Linked DNA regions of Homo sapiens: region 2 is linked to region 1. A link is a loop called in an ENCODE intact Hi-C map of the cell type or tissue named here. Cell type or tissue: MCF 10A. All regions are shown on one strand. Links, peaks and the distances in the headings refer to the core of each region. The heading gives the core; the rest is flanking DNA. Region 1 has its middle 14 kb from the start of NUBP1. Region 2 has its middle 48 kb from the start of HAPSTR1.

Region 1 (4,394 bases), core at 243-4,242:
TGAGACCCTGTCTCAAAGGAAAAATTAAAAAAAAAAAGTTTTGTTAGATGGGACCAGAGTGGTATAAGTCCAGAGCTCATTTTGCCTTAATACTGAGGTAAAACCTTTCTGGGATCTGACTTGATGCTACATGAATTATGACATTTTCTATTGCAGTTGTTGGGATCAGGAACTACCCAGCCTTGCATGAGCTCTGGGAATTGTTCACTTTAAGGCCGGGGTGGTTCTTTCCCCAGCCTGGGGTTGTTTGCTTGCATGCACCTGCTCAACTGAAGACTTAGGGGAGCCCTCTGCCCATCTCAGGACATTCTCTGCATGGCCCTCTGCTGCCTCTGCTCCATCCTTCACACCCTAGCCACATCGGCACTCCTCCTTCCCAGCTCTGTCTCTTGAAGGTCAATGGACTCCCTTTGGCGGACTGTTCGTGTGCCAACGCCTGGAAACTTTCCTCAGGCAGTCAGCTGGGCAATTATAGGACACACTTCATCTCTTTCCCACAGCACGGGGATCACCATCCTTCAAGACCTGATGGCCGGTGTCTGGAACACCATTGCTTTATGGTTTTTGAGTGTTTTTGGAGTCATTTCAGGTAGGAGGGTAAGATCAATCCTTGTTTACTCAATCTTGTCTAGAAGGTGAAATCTATTAGATTTTTATTGATACACATATATATGTATATTTATATTTAAATACATATATATGTTATATGTATGTATATTTATATTTAAATACATATATATGTTATATGTATGTATATTTATATTTAAATACATATATATGTTATATGTATATTTATATTTAAACACATACATATGTTATATATATGTTTGCTTTTATGTTTTTGAGGAATAAATATATAAATAATGGTATGGAAGGGCTTGACTGAAAAGTAAAAGTCTTCTTCTGTACCCCATTCCCCTACTCCACACCTGCCCGGCCCACAAAGATTTCTCACTTTGGCACTGTTTCCTGTGTATCCTCCCAGAAGTGTTTGTGTGTACAATTCCATATGTATCTGCTTAAGTGGTATCACACTATATTTGCTGTTTTATACCTTGGTTTCTTCACTTAATATACCCTTTTATTATTTTTTTTTGAGACACAGTCTTGGTTTGTCACCTGGGCTGGAGTGCAGTGGTATGATCATGGCTCACTGTAGCCTCCACTTCCTTTGCAGCCTCCACTTCCTGGGCCCAAGTGATCCTCCTACCTCAGTCTCCCAAGTAGTTAGGACTATAGGTGTGAGCCACCATGCCTGGCTAAATTTTTTATTTTTTGTAGAGGTGGAGTCTCACTATATTGTCTCATTTTGGCCTCAAGTGATCCTTCCACCTCAGCCTCCCAAAGTGCGTGAGCCACTGTGCCCAGCCATCTAATACAAAATCTTTCCTTATCAGCCAATACTGGTCTGACTTACTGTTTTTTTTGTTTTTTTTTTTGAGATGGAGGCTGGCTTTGTCGCCCAGGATGGAGTGCAGTGGCACGATCTCGGCCCACTGCAAGCTCCGCCTCCCAGGTTCACTCCATTCTCCTGCCTCAGCCTCCCGAGTAGCGGGGACTACAGGTGCCAGCCACCACGCCAGGCTAATTTTTTCTATTTTTTAGTAGAGACGGGGGTTTCACTGTGTTAGCCAGGATGGTCTCGATCTCCTGGCCTCAAGTGATCCACCCACGTCGGCCTTCCAAAGTGCTGGATTACAGGCGTGAGCCACTGTGCCCGGCCACTTAATATGAACGCTTTCCTTATCAGCCAATACTGGTCTGCCTTACTCTTTCTGTGTTGCTGAACTTTCTGTAGAATGGGTGTTCTATATTTTATTTAGCTGCCCTTACTTGGGGATATTTGGTCAGTTCTACCTTTTTTGCTGCTTGCGGTCAGTGCAGCAATGAACATAGTTCTGCGTGTGTTTTTAGCACACGTGCGTGTGTCTGCAGGTAGATTTCCTGAAAGATTATTGGATCACTGGATGCCAACCAGGGCCAGTGCTCTAAACACAGAAAGATTTCTTCTGAAACTGAAAATGAAAAACAAAATGCTTTGCTATAAAATACATTTTAGGTTTTGAAGGGTACAAAATGATAGCCGGGCGTGGTCGTGGGCGCCTGTAGTCCCAGCTACTGGGGAAGCCGAGGCAGGAGAATCGCTTGAACCCGGGAGGCAGAGGTTGCAGTGAGCCGAGATTGCGCCACTGCACTCCAGCCTGGGTGACAGAGCGAGACTGTCTAAAAAAAAAAAAAAAAAAAGTTGAATGATACAAATTGAGATGGATGCTGAATTGTAAGCAGAGCAGGTTCTTTTTGGGTTTTCTCTGTCTCGTGTGTGTGTGTGTGTGTGTGTGTGTGTGTGTGTGTGTGTGTGTGTGTGTGTGTATGTCCCCATTTCCCTGTTTCCTAAGCACTGCTTAGAGCCACCTCCAGTCACAAATTTTGGCTTCGAGGAAGGCAAAGGTTAGACAAGATTCCTGCCTGCCATAGGGTGCGCCAGTGGAACGCCTGTTGGCTCGAGTGGCACTGATGACTCATTTGATCTGAGGGATTCTCCCTTTCTTCCCCTCCTCCTCCTCGGAATATCACGTTGCCTCCCGTGCTTGCAGGGATCTGGGGCTGGGTGAACAGGGATGAGTGAGGCTGTGTAGCTGCTCCTGGGCGGGTTGGAGGGTGCTAGGTGCCCGCTGTGAGCAGGCCCTGAGTTGGGGCTGGGTGGGGACGTGGCCGGGAGATGACAACATGAAGTTCTCAACTCAGGAGGCTCTGCCATGACAGGGGCTCCAAACCCAACAGATGCCATTGCTGCTGCTACCACCTTCTATGCCAAACCCTTAGGAAACATTTCTCCAAGCACAGCCAGCTCCCCCTGAGTCAAACGCCAGCAAATTAAATTTCCACCATCCTATTGTGTGGTTCTCACTTAGGGGTTTCCTCTCCACCTCCCACACCAGGCTGAGCCCTCCAAGGTCGGGGTTTGTGTCTCATCTGTGTTTTTCTTCTTCGATGACTCCCATGCCTGATCTCACACACAGTGCACACACACACGCACCCACACTGACACACAGCCTCACACCTCTCCAGGCTCACTCTCACACACAGAACTCGTTCAGTCTCACGCTTACATATACACTTGCACACACGTACTCTTACACTGTCACACACACCTACCCCCACTCACACCCATACTCAGCCACACACACACATTCACACACTCACATTTGCTGTTTCTCACACTCACTGCACATTCTCCCACTGATTCTTTTACAGACTCACGCATCCACACTCACACATTTACACACACACTATCCTCTCACACACCTATCCTCTAACCTACGCACACACATAATTTGCATTTGCGTATGCACACAGTCATATTCACTCACGCACACACACTCATTCTCACTCCCATTCTTATACACTCAACACACGTGCACTCACATTCACACACCCATTCTTTCACAGCTATCCGCCTGCACACTGTGGCCACATCCCCTGACCCAAGACATATAATAAATGTTATAATATGCCCATATAGCATATAATATACCCATATGCTGTAATAATACCCAGCAATATTCTGCTCCTCCCCTGCAGCCATTTAGCAATACCTTTCAATGGGTCAACATTTGGAATCAGTAATACATTACCATAGTTCAAAATACAAAATGTACAAAAGAGCACACCTGGAAGCTCTCCCTCTTGCCCTCTGCCAGCTCCTCTCCTGTCCTCTTCCTTGGTCCTTCTGGCGGGTTGTGTACCTCTGCAAACACCACCCTCCACCCCCGTTTTCAGCCAAATGATAGCAGATTGGACTCTTGCCTCTCCCTGCACCTCATGCATCCCTCTGCACGGTTACTCCACATTAGCACACATAGATTTTCTAGCCCCGTGCTGTCCAGTATGATAGCCAGTGGCCACATGTGGCGATTTAAATTTCAATTAAGAGTTGGCTAACCACATTTCAAGTGCTCAGTAGCCACATGTGGTTAGCGCAGAACAGTACATTTCCATTGCTACAGAAACTTCTGTCAGACAGCGCTGTGCCAGCTGTCACCTAAGACGGTCCCCAATGCGTTCCTTCGGCAGGCAGATGGGTTTCACATCAGGTTCACAGATGCAGCGCGGTTTCTTTCCAGCCCGTGGAGCTCAAGCAGCTGTCTCAAAACAATCTGGGCAGGTTCCAGGCAGAGATGGCAGGAAAATGGCCCGGCGACCTTGACCTGGAGCGTCCAAAGTGTGGGAGGCCCAGGTGGGGGAGCAGGATCAGGAATCCTGCTCCTAGGGACAGTGAGGTCTCTGCCTCTCCCATCTCTCTGACCCTCCTCCTCCACTGCCCACACAGGGTAGGATTCTGCTGGCCATCTGGCATTTCAGAAAGAGAATGTGTTTCCCATGAATAAATACGG
Region 2 (4,394 bases), core at 281-4,280, 1.6 Mb after region 1:
AAATACTAAACTCAAGCTGTTAAGGAGACACAGAGCGGAATACGAGAAAGTCAGAGTCAGGTTCGGCCCAACGCAGTGGCTCACGCCTGTAGTCCCAGCATTTTGGGAGGCCTAGGTGGCCAGATAACTTGAGGACAGGAGTTCGAGACCAGCCTGGCCAACATAGTGAAGTTCTGTCTCTACTAAAAATACAAAAATTAGCTGGGTGTACTGGCGCACACCTGTAGTCCCAGCTACTTGGGAGGCTGAGGCAGGAGAATCACTTGCACTTGGGAGGTGGAGGTTGCAGTGAGCCGAGGTCATACCAATGCACTCCAGCCTAGGCGACAGAGTGAATGAGACTGTCTCAAAAGATAATAATAAAATAAAAAATAAAATAACTGCTTTATCCCAGTATTAAAATATTAGTACTTACTGGTTTTTTAATCAATGTAGGGTAGTAACAGGCATTATATCTTCTTCCCAAATGTTATATTTAATATTGTTAAATGTTTGTGGTTATTAAATGTTAAAAGTAACGATACTGTCCGGGCACAGTGGCTCATGCCTATAATCCCAGCACTTTGGGAGGCTGAGGCGGGCAGATCACGAGGTCAGTAGATCGAGACCAGCCTGGCCAAGATGGTGAAACCCCATCTCTACTAAAAATACAAAAATGAAATGAACCCATCCATAGGTTACAAAGCACAAAGTTAAACTAGGACCATTAGCTCCTGAAAAAAAAAAAATGCCCAGATACGTTTTTGGAAATGGAGAAAGACCTGGAAAAGAATGTGACTAAATTGTTTTGATCAGTCCTATCCTATAAGACCTAGCAAAAAAAAAAAAAATTGTTTTGAAAGCTGGGTTTCAAATGTGGGACAATTAAGCTATGTATTTGTAAACATGGCTATTGAAAAGAATGTATGACTTTCCTCCCAATTAAAATACCATGCAAATGTGATGCAAATGTGTAAGGCTGAGCTTTGTCAGCTAAAACTAATTAACAGAACAACTCAAATGATATCATTTCTAGGTGAATTTGTTTGTGATCAGACCATTTTCTTTTTTTTTTTTTCAGACAGAGTCTAGCTCTGTCGCCAGGCTGGAGTGCAGTGGCGCAGTCTCAGCTCACTGCAACCTCTGCCTCCCGGGTTCAAGTGATTCAGGAGTTCGAGACCAGCCTGGCCCACATGGTGAAACCCCGTCTCTACTAAAAATACAAAAAACCAGCCAGGCGTGGTGGGATGCATCTGTAGTTCCTGCTACTCGAGAGGCTGAGGCAGGAGAATCGCTTGAACCCGGGAGGTGGAGGTTGCAGTGAGCCAAGATCGTACCATTGGACTCCACCCTGGGTGACAAGAGTGAAACTCTGTCTCAAAAAAAAAAAAAAAAAGATTCTATGACATAAAAATCTGGTATGAGGTAGTGCAGGGCTGGTGTGATGGGTCCACAGTATCAGGAAAACGACTTTCTTCTGTCTTGTTGCATGTTCTTCATTCTCCATTCCGAAAACGACGTCTTGTTCCAGATGGCTGCTCCGTCTCCAGCCATTGCACCTGCAATCCAGATCAGTGGAAGGCGGAAAGAGGAGAAATAGGGCAACACTCTCAAGGACTTTCCCACAGTTTTACCCACATCCCATTGGCCAGAACGTACCACATGGCCACACATAGTTGCAAGGGAGGCTGGGAGATGTAGTCATTATTCAGTGTAGCCATTTGCCCCAGCTGAAAACCAAGTGAGAATGGGTCTTGAGGGATCATGAGTATGAAGTCTTTGCCACAGGTAGATCCTATCTTTAATCCCCTTTTACAAACGAGGAAACTGAGAAGTTAGTGACCTGATCAAAGTCACAGTGTGAATAGGTGATGAACTGCAAAATATTTTGTGACACTTTTCTTCATGCACCTTACATTAGTAAAGTCTTAGTTATTAACCCTTCAACATTGCCCAGGAGACAAAAACACCACTTTGGCTGGGCGCAGGGCTCACGCCTGTAATCCCAGAACTTTGGGAGGCTGAGGCACGTAGATCACTTGAGGTCAGGAGTTCGAGACCACCCCGTCTCTACTAAAGATACAAAAATTAGCCAGGCATGGTGGTACTCGCCTGTAATCCCAGTTATATGGGAGGCTGAGGCAGGAGAACACTTGAACCCTGGAGGCAGAGGTTGCAGTGAGCTGAGCTCACGCCACTGCACTCCAGCCTGGGTGACAGAGCGAGACTCCATCTCAAAAAAAAAAAAAAAAAAAAGAAAAACGCACATTTAAAATTTTGTTCTTTATACTGAAGTCATTGCTTATTTTATCAAATAGAAATTTTTCAGGGCAGCTATGCCTGAGGCAGAGAACGTGTGCAGACTTAACAGAAAGATGGGGTTTCTCTATCTCCGGGGAAAGGAGGGCAAAGGGGTCCACCACGCTCATGCCCACGGAGGGCTTAGGGGTCTGCCTTGCTCATGCCCACGGAGGGCTTGTGAGCTGCTCCGATGCCGCTTTCCCCCATCCAGGCAGCGCTCCCTGTGGCCATAGCTGCAGCATTACTGCCCTCTACAGGCCGCCTGGAGCCCCGACATGGGAGTTCAACCACAGCTGCGTCTACGCCAGGGACAGGGGACAGAGAAATGGAGCCCCTCCTTCCCACCTTGCTCGTGGCAAGCATGGGGAAACTTCAGTGGGAAGAGCGAAAAAGGAGAGAAAAGTGGGGAGATCGATGAGGAAAGATCATGATTGTGAGAAGCGTGGGAGCAAATTGGGGAGCGGGTCAGGGAGGAACATGGGAATCAGGACTACGTGGCTTTGAGGAGTCACACGGGGGGCTACCTTCCCCCACATGCCAGAAAATCCAGACTGCAGAAGCCCATTTAGGCACTGTCTCTCCTGCCCAGCCGGGCCCCACCAGCTCACTCATTGCCAGCTCCACGTCAGCCCCTCTCTTGTATCAAGCACTGTGCCAGGGATGAAGGATGCAATGGTTCAAGAGAGAGAGGGTCCCCACCCAACCCCTAAAAAGGGAGCAGGACAATGACACCTAGAATTCAATGAATAATAAGCTGGGACAAGCATGATGAAGGCAAAGAATGGGGGGAAGGTGGGAAAATTCGCAGGGGCCTGGGTGGGACCTGGTTTGAAACAAAAGCTGAAGATGGATGAGGACCCGACCAGGGGAAGATGGAGTGGGAGAGGGGCAAGGGGAGCCCCCAAGACCGAGGGACCAGCAGGTGCAAAGACTCCAGGTGAGCTAGGACTGAGCCTGCCCATGGAGAGGAAGCGGGGCCAGGGTGGCAGGGGCAAAGTGGACACTCCAGAGAGCCATGGGCAGGGACGGTGTCCCAATCAGGTCTATACTTAGGAAGGTTTAGATTTAGATTTCCATGGCTTCTGGGTGGAACACGGGTTGGGAGCAGGCAGGACAAGAACTTGTGAGGAGGTCACTGCAGATGTTGGGTGAGGGGGGACGTTGGCCTGAACTAGGTCAATTGTGGAGGGGTGAAGAGAGGCGGGTGGACTCGAGGGCTATTGGGACAATGAAAGCCAGAGGACTGTGTCTACACAACAGGAGGCCCCACATGGAGGGATTAAGAGTGTGGGCTCAGTCCGCTGTGGTGTCTGACGCCTGTAATCCCAGCACTTTGGGAGGCGGACTCAGGAGGATGGTTTGAGACCAGGATTTTTTTTTTTTTTTCGAGACAGAGTCTCACTCTGTTGTCCAGGCTGGAGTGCAATGGCACGATCTCAGCCCACTGCAACCTCAGTCTCCCAAGTAGCTGGGACTACAGGCACGTGCCACCACATCAGGCTAATTTTTGTATTTTTAGTAGAGACTGGGTTTCACCATGTTGACCAGGCTAGTCTTGAACTCCCAACCTCAAGTGATCCACCCACCTCAGCCTCCCAAAGTGCTGGGATTACAGGCGTGAGCCACCACGCCGGGCAGAGACCAAGAGTTCGAGACCAGCCTGGGCAATAGGGTGAGCTCTCTTCCCTATAAAAATAACGTTTTTGGTTTTTTGTTTGTTTTTTGAGACACAGTTCCACCTTTGTTGCCTAGGCTGGAGTGCAATGGCGCAATCTCGCCTCACTGCAACCTCTGCCTCCCGGGTTCAAGTGATTTTCCTGCCTCAGCCTCCCAAGTGGCTGGGATTACAGGTGCCTGCCACCATGCCCAGATAATTTTTTTGTATTTTTGGTAGAGACGGGGCTTCACTATGTTTGCCAAGCTGGTCTCAAATTCCAGACCTCAAGTGATCCACCCACCTCCACCTCCCAAAGTGCTGGGATTACAGGCGTGAGCCACCGAGCCAAACCCAATTTATTATTTTTTTAATTTAGCCGAGTGTGGTGGTACACACCTGTAGTCCCAGCTACTCGGAGGCTGAGGTGGGAGAATCACTTGCGTGAATCACGGGAGGC

What was found. Peaks named below come from ENCODE experiments on the same cell type or tissue, not always from the same donor. Only the 100,000 strongest peaks of a DNase experiment are listed, where the experiment ranks them.
Region 2: it touches region 1 in a loop (8-fold over the local background); 3 of 110 quality-filtered maps call a loop at or near these places.

The regions. Positions count from the first base shown.
Region 1 is chr16:10,727,993-10,732,386 of GRCh38, reverse strand. No RefSeq gene overlaps it. Among named protein-coding and RNA genes, the nearest start is that of NUBP1, 14 kb to the left of the region's middle. In MCF 10A, for the core only: no CTCF peak of the experiment used is centred there; a DNase peak (open chromatin) is centred at 2,516.
Region 2 is chr16:9,137,358-9,141,751 of GRCh38, reverse strand. No RefSeq gene overlaps it. Among named protein-coding and RNA genes, the nearest start is that of HAPSTR1, 48 kb to the right of the region's middle. In MCF 10A, for the core only: a CTCF peak has its summit at 2,540 (motif pointing left); a DNase peak (open chromatin) is centred at 2,521.